Regions from separate parts of the Homo sapiens genome. Here all the other regions are linked to region 2. The links are chromatin loops, found by intact Hi-C in ENCODE. Cell type or tissue: IMR-90. All regions are shown on one strand.

The links. A loop is a pair of places that touch in the nucleus more often than their neighbours do. Peaks named below come from ENCODE experiments on the same cell type or tissue, not always from the same donor. Only the 100,000 strongest peaks of a DNase experiment are listed, where the experiment ranks them.
Region 1: a loop joins it to region 2, with 4 times the contacts of the local background. A loop is called at or near these places in 3 of 110 quality-filtered maps.
Region 3: it touches region 2 in a loop (2.7-fold over the local background); 3 of 110 quality-filtered maps call a loop at or near these places.

The regions. Positions count from the first base shown.
Region 1 is chr1:100,605,126-100,607,625 of GRCh38, forward strand. No RefSeq gene overlaps it. Among named protein-coding and RNA genes, the nearest start is that of LINC01349, 41 kb to the right of the region's middle. In IMR-90, a CTCF peak has its summit at 1,516; a DNase peak (open chromatin) is centred at 1,536.
Region 2 is chr1:100,720,698-100,723,197 of GRCh38, forward strand. It overlaps VCAM1 (vascular cell adhesion molecule 1), which reads left to right. Exons shown (of 9, transcript NM_001078.4): 2 at 1-54; 3 at 2,323-2,500. Among named protein-coding and RNA genes, the nearest start is that of VCAM1, 2.2 kb to the left of the region's middle. In IMR-90, no CTCF peak of the experiment used is centred here; a DNase peak (open chromatin) is centred at 1,014; H3K4me3 peaks cover 1,262 bases; H3K27ac peaks cover 2,033 bases.
Region 3 is chr1:100,670,522-100,673,021 of GRCh38, forward strand. The region is part of intron 1 of LOC124904231 (a long non-coding RNA gene); the gene reads left to right. Among named protein-coding and RNA genes, the nearest start is that of LINC01349, 25 kb to the left of the region's middle. In IMR-90, no CTCF peak of the experiment used is centred here; a DNase peak (open chromatin) is centred at 1,310; H3K27ac peaks cover 234 bases.

The DNA.
Region 1 (2,500 bases), 120 kb before region 2:
TATGGTGAAAAGGAAACCCTCATACACTGTTGGTGGGAATGTAAATTTATGCAACCACTATGGAGAACGGTTTGGACGTTCCTCAAAACATGAAAAATAGAGCTACCATATGATCTAGCAAGTCCATGGCTATGTATATACCTAAAAGAAAGGAAATCAGTGTATTGAAGAGATATCTGCATTCCCATGTTTGTTCAGTTCTGTTCACAACAGCAAAGATTTGGAAGCAACCTAAGCGTCCATCAACAAATGAATTGATAAAGAAAATGTGGTACATATGCACAATGGAGTACTATTCAGCCATAAAAAAGGATGAGACCCAGTCATTTGCAACAACATGGATGGAACTGGAGGTCATTATGTTGAGTGATATAAGCCAGGAACAGAAAGACAAAGTTTGCATATTCTTACTTATTTATGAGATCTAAAAATTAAAACAATTTAACCTATGAACATAGAGAATAGAGGAATCGGTATCAGAGTCTGGGAAGGGTAGTGAGGGAGGGGCTGGGGAGGTGGAGATGGTTAATGGGTGCAAAAAATTGGATGAATGAATAAGACCTAGTATTTGATAGCACAACAGGGTGAGAATAGTCAATAATAATTTAATTCTACATTTTAAAATAACTAAAATAATATATAACTGGATTGCAACACAAAGGATAAATGCTTGAGGGGATAGATGGCCCATTTTACATGATGTGATTATTAGACATTGCATGCCTGCATCAAAACATCTAATATACCCCATTAATATATTAATGTGTACCTACTATGTACCTACAAAAGTTAAAATAAAATTTTATTTAAAAATTAAAGATAAAAATGAGTTCTCTAAGAGAGGTGTGTACACAACACTATGAGAGCACCAAACAGGCAACTATCCAGTTTGTTTGATGGAGGGAATATGGGTGATCAAGAACAGCTGTAGATAGGTGAGCTGAGTCTTGAAGGATAAATAGGAAAGTCTAGATACATGGGTGGAATAGGCAGAGTAGTAAAAGACTCAGTTAGAGAATTGAAAATACAATGTAATTCAAAGATGAGATTATCACTGGGGTTTGATGTAGTCAGGGAAGGCTGCATAAAGGAATTGGGACTTGAAAAGACTTGAAAGAGAACAAATGGTGTAGATTTTAGGCTGGGAAAAGTGTATATAACAGAGGCAGGAATATTCATGGCATATGCTGGGGATGATTAGGGGAAATACGTGATATGAGCAGTCTTAATCTTAAGCACTGTACATGTACAAGTTGCCTTCTTCTGCGGCGTTGTAGGTGTGATGGGGTAGAGAGAGGCTAGATGGAGTGATCAGACTAGATTGTAGAGGATTGTGCCTCACTCCAGGGTATATATCTGATGTTTAATTGTCTTCGGATGAATATGAAAGAAGATATTTTCCCCTTTGTCTATTTCTGCCTCAGATAGCCCTAGCACATTATTGTCTCTACTCTGGTTCCTTCAATTATGGAGAACATCTGGTGATGCACTACCATCCCGCAGGAGGGAAGCTAGGTGGCACTGCATTACTGCCCAGCAACTGCTCCTTCAGGAACCTTTGGTTTTAAATCAGTGTTGATGAATATAAAACCATGCAGTGAGAAAAATGGCCTGGAAACCGTCTAGAGAAAGGAATTTTGTTTCTTTTGTAAATTTTAATGTAATGAACTATTGTTATTTGGCCCAAAATTAGCTAGCTGATCTGCCTGAATTCTGCTATCAAGGGCATAACTCTATCAGCAGATGAAGATCACATTGTATTTTGCTATTTGGGAAATTCTTTATTATATTCTGTAAGGAAAGTGTTGAAGTTATTAAAGATATGTCACTATCTCTTTCTAACCTTCCATAAAGGGAAAACTGTCCTTTTTGTTTTTCAGCTAGAATTCAAAAGACAGAAATAAAGCTGCCTTTTCCCCCAGGCCACTTAGTGATAGAATTAGTAATCCCACCGAGGGCTAATGATAGCTAAATAGGCGTTTGCCTGGATAAGCTGCTGCTGTTTTGATTTTCTTGAAGTTTTTTTTTTTTTTCCTGAGGAAAGTAGCATGAGGAACTCAGGTAATTTAATAGTACCCTATACCTGTTGTAAAAATAAGGTGCTTGCCTCCAGAGGAGAGTGAGCCCGGGGGAAAGTGTCTAGACACTCTGTACTGATAGAACATGTTGGTCTAGACATAAATTTGCCTCTTAAGAAGTCAAATACAATGGAGAAGATAAAGCAGACTTATCTAACAGTAAACCTATTTTAGAGAGGCATTTGGTAGACTAAAATCTTCCCCTCCTCATTTTTCTCCTGACTTCTAGTTATTATGGTGTGAAATTATATTACCTAAATTAATAAAGTTGTACAAAGCATCTAACCACAATTTTACTTAAAACATCAATTTCAAATAATAATAATAATAATAATAAGGGGCTAGATGGGCCACTGACCATGGATGAGAGCTTATTTGGGGTCAGTAAGAGTCAGCTGAGGAGAGATGTAAACTCTGCAGGA
Region 2 (2,500 bases):
CAGCAACTTGTGAATCTAGGAAATTGGAAAAAGGAATCCAGGTGGAGATCTACTGTGAGTGCTTTAGAAAATCTTTGTTTTTCTCTCAATTTTACTTTAAAATCACTTTTTAAAAATGATATTTTAAAAAAAGTTTTAAAATGGATATTCATGTACAGATTCTTGGCTAAAGAACATACAACATCAGGAAAGCTAGGGACAGCTAAGGCCAACATGAGAGAGAGCAGGAATCCAAATCTTGGCTTCTATTTCTACCTCTGCCACAAACACAGTGACCATGTATAAGACTCAACCTCTCTGGGCTCTGGTTTCCTTAGCTGTAAAATGATCATTTCTAAGTTTCTTTTTGTTTTATTAAAAAATATTTCCATTTGATTACATCCTTACATGTTTACTTGCTTATGTGTCTGATTGATTTATGAATTCCATCCTTCAGGGATTTTCTATTCATTTATTCTTATGCAATTTGATGCTTAAAATTAGTTTAAACATTAAGTAGATCTATAATTAGTAATATGTATTAGTATAAAAGTGTTCTTCTTAGACATAATTGTTAATATCTGGAAACATTTCAATCATTTGACTTTGGTGTTGACACATTTAGGATTTTTTTTTGGTTTTTTTGGTGCCATGAAGCCTTGGTGCTCAACCGCTCAACTTCAAAGATATTTATATAATGAACTAGATTTGCCTCATGAAAGTGAGTGGATGTCCCTAGTTTACCAGCCTGACAAAATGCATCCCACTCCATTCTCCATTCAGCAAACAAAGTTAGCAAGAGGAGTAAAAAACTAACCAGACATAAATCATTTGCCTTTTGTTACTGATGGCCTCTCTTTCTAAAAAACTGAACCCATTTACGGTCATGTCTTCATGAAGACCTCATTTGATTATAATTACTTTGGTTTCGTTTTATTGTACCGGAGCTCAACTTTTCCCAGTAACCTTAATTGATTCTGCAACAAACCGCATGTGTTGCTCAAGCTTCCCAAGAAACTGTGCTTGGCCGGCTGCTTTCAATTATGCTGGTTGTATGTGCATAGTTTATGTCTGTGCAGCCTCCCGAGCTCCTTGAAAGCTTCCCTTATGTAAATACAGGGAAAAGTAGCAAGTTCTTATGTTACCTGACATCGAACTGTGTGGATTAGAGGAACATTTCTTACAGAATATGAGGGACAGAAATTATTGCTGGAAAAATGAAAAATACCATGTTTCTTCACATAGGAAAGAATTTCCAGCTCCTTTGTCTTTTGCCCACTAGTACCAAATAGTTGAAGATTTAAGAAAGAGAAATGAAGACGCTTCTGGTTTTAATTATCTTGCCTGAGGTTTTTCTCCAAGAGTGTCTGTTTCTCATTATGTATAACAGTTCTGTCTCCTTTCCGCATTTGATTGTAATAGTGGTTAGAGTTGAGACCTTTGTATTCTTTTTGCTACACAGTTTTGAATCCACCAATATGTTACTTCATCATAATGCATAATGAAAAAGGTAACTCTTGCAAAGGAGGCAATGGCCACGTGAAGTAGTGTATTTCCTTGTACTAGAAGCTTCAATGGAACACTTGTTGGGATAGTGAGTTAGGCATTTCAGGAGGCAAATATGTGTTCCAGAACATAAAGATTGCACAAATGTATCTTTCTGGTGGATGAATTCCTGTCAGAGGCACCATTTTCAGAAGCTAATTACTTAAAGTTGGTCTTCTCATTTCTTAGAATATCTTGACAATAACTATTCTTTGCAATGACATTCCAAGGCTTACAGTCATTATCTGTAAAATGGAAATATATCTGCCCTGACTATAATAAGAAAATGTGATGTAACATAATGTAAATCTGTAGTAGCAAAACACAATAATGGAAATCCTGAGTTTAAATCCCAGCTTTACCATTTACTAGGTGTGTGACCTTAGACAAGTTATGTAAATGTACTAAGTCCAGGTCTTCTTTTCTGTGAAATGTGATCTCTATCTCCTAGAGTTATTGTGAGGATAAAATGAAATCATTCATGTTAAATCTATAGCACAGTGACAGCCACATGTAAGGTTCAATATAAACATTATTTTTTCTTCTTTCTTTTACTGTAATAACATGCAACTCTTAATATATACAGGATCAGAATTGAATAATGTTGTAAAAAATGTTTGCTTCCAATTCTTGTGCCTTGAACTCACCCCAAATCATGAAAGGCTATTCAAACAGTTCTGTCGTATTAAGACTGTATTAACAAAAACGCTAGACTTGATTTGTATTGTGTTAAAGTGGTAAGAGACCTTATATCACATTAGCAAAAAGCCCATCCATGTATTTGTTTGGCCTTTTCAGCTTTTCCTAAGGATCCAGAGATTCATTTGAGTGGCCCTCTGGAGGCTGGGAAGCCGATCACAGTCAAGTGTTCAGTTGCTGATGTATACCCATTTGACAGGCTGGAGATAGACTTACTGAAAGGAGATCATCTCATGAAGAGTCAGGAATTTCTGGAGGATGCAGACAGGAAGTCCCT
Region 3 (2,500 bases), 50 kb before region 2:
TTGATATCAGAAATAAATCTAGTTAAAATTGATAGTTTATGTACTATATTTCTTATATATTTCAATAACTTCCTTATTATATTTATTGCTTGCATGTATTTACACTTTTTGTATTTTACTTTGGTGTGCTAATATAAAGGATATTGTTCAGGAACTTAAGCATCTTGCAGGCTCGTTAGGGATGGCAGGATGTGGGAGCAGGTATATAATCAGCATTTACAGTTTAAGGTGAAGAGTGTCAACCCTTTTTTAATTTAGCATAAGTTTATTGAGTGTGTGCCTTTGGCCAGAGAGAGTTCTGGGCATTGGATACAGTGCTGTACAAGGCATAGCCTCTGCCCCTGAATAACGTATTCAGGGTTGCTGGACTCTGAGACTGTGCAAGAGAGGTGAGCTTCCATTCACTGGCAATCCCACAAACATCTCAGATCCTTTCCCACTTATCCCCTATTCCTACTCCCAAACTCTAGCCAAATGAGCTTCTCAGTCTGTAGATCTGGAGTAAGAACTGGAACTTGATTTTTTTTTCTTTTCTTTTTTTTTTTTTAAAGCTCCCCCTGGTAATTCTGATGCCCAGTCAAGTTTGGAAACTACCATATGACCTAATAGCCTCAATGACCTCACATAGATATTATAGGAGAAATTGCTAGAAGCCAGAAGGAAAAGGTATCTGTGAATAATTTTTCCTCGCAACATCTTGCTGCTGTTAGAATTTTAAAATATAGATTATAAAATCATTGATGATATTGTCTGTAACTCAGTGCAGCTATGTAGATAAGACAACCCTGTGCTCTTCTAGAGGATCCTTAGCTTTTGTAATTTATTGAAATAATATTCAAGCAAAGTTATTTCTTTTGCTCTCATTTTTAAATAGCCTTCTTATGAAAATAATGGTGCAGTCCACTTTCTTATTGTTTGTTCAGTTGATACAAGCCTGTTATTCTTCTCTTTCGCCATTCCACAAATGTCCAATGCTTTCTTTCCTCTGGGCCTTTACACATGCTATGTCCATATCCATTCATTGGTTCATTCATACTCAGGTATCAAGTGTGGAAAACAATCCATTTTTGCACATACAAGAGCTAAAAAAAATGTAACTCCCATGCATCCTGTCACAGAAAGCTTTTGGGGAATATGTAAAACAAGGAAGAGAAAGACAAGGCTTGGGAAATGGCTAGCTAAGGAACAGTAGCCAAGGGAAGGAAGTATCAGAATGAAAACTGCTACAGCATGCAAAAGCCCAGAAGGGAGAGCTCTAGGGGAAAGAAAGAAAAAGGCTCTTGAAAAATAATATGGACAAACACATCCCAGATGTGATGGAATAATTAGTCATGGAGAAAACTTTGAAAATAAAAAAAAACAAAACAGGCTGTTGATAAAGGAAAGTATAATTCTTACATACTGTTTGGCTCAGCAGTGAATAACACTTACATCATTATTGTAGTACAACTATTGATTATTTACTTTACCATAAATCATGATATGGCTTTATTGGGATAAGGGGACAGGGGAACTGAGTGTGTGAGCAATGATGGTGTAAGGGCATTAAATGCAAAAAAAATCAATAGAGAAGATGTATATTTAATAAATCAAGAAATAACACACATATTGGAAAGTAATATAGAAAGAAATACTAGAAGAAATGGCTGTAAGAACTCAAAGTAGTTGCCTCAGTCAAGGGTGGGTAGGGAATAGGGGATGTTCAAACAGAACTGTGTTATTTTTCTACAAAAGTCTTTTAGGCTTTAAAAATATTTTTGTTTTTCTTTTACAAGCACATTTATTTCTTTGATTAAAAATGAATTGATATGTATGTATAAAGCAACTACCAGTACCTGGAAAAGTGCTTAACTCTGACCATGATATAAGAAAAGTGACAAAACATGATTCTGCTACTCCAGGACTATAAGTCACTTTGGATTATATAAGCTACAATGCTTATGTAAGAAACAATTAAAGAAAAAGTTGTGATCAAATCCGACAAGAACCCAAAGAAGTTTTGTATTCCAATTATATGAACTTTAGTGTTTAAAAAATGTATAAAACAAAAAGTCTTATTAAATTTATAATTTTTTTCCCTTACTCAAAGGATGGTAATAAAAATGAATTACTCTGTTTCAGCTCCTCCTTAAGGTTCTACAAATTTGGTCCCATTGAAGTCTCTCTGAAAGAGGAGTCTACTGAACAGCTAATCTCTACATTGCTACTGTAATGGCTGCCTTTGTAGTCTTCAGTCTTGGCTCTGTTTTTGTTTTTGTTTTTTGTGTTTTTTTGAGTTATTAAGTGCTTACTTAATACCAGGCACTTTTGTTTTTAGGAGAGGAGCATTGAGTTCATGTTCCCTTTTGCCCAATGACTCTCTGAAAAGATGCTGCAGAGATGGCTAAAGAAGAACAGACAAATAAGGAAATCAAAACAAAAGAGTCAGAGGAATGAAGGGCGAAAATGTTGAAGAATACAAATATTGTGTTTGTCAGGACTTTGGGGAGAGTTTCATAAA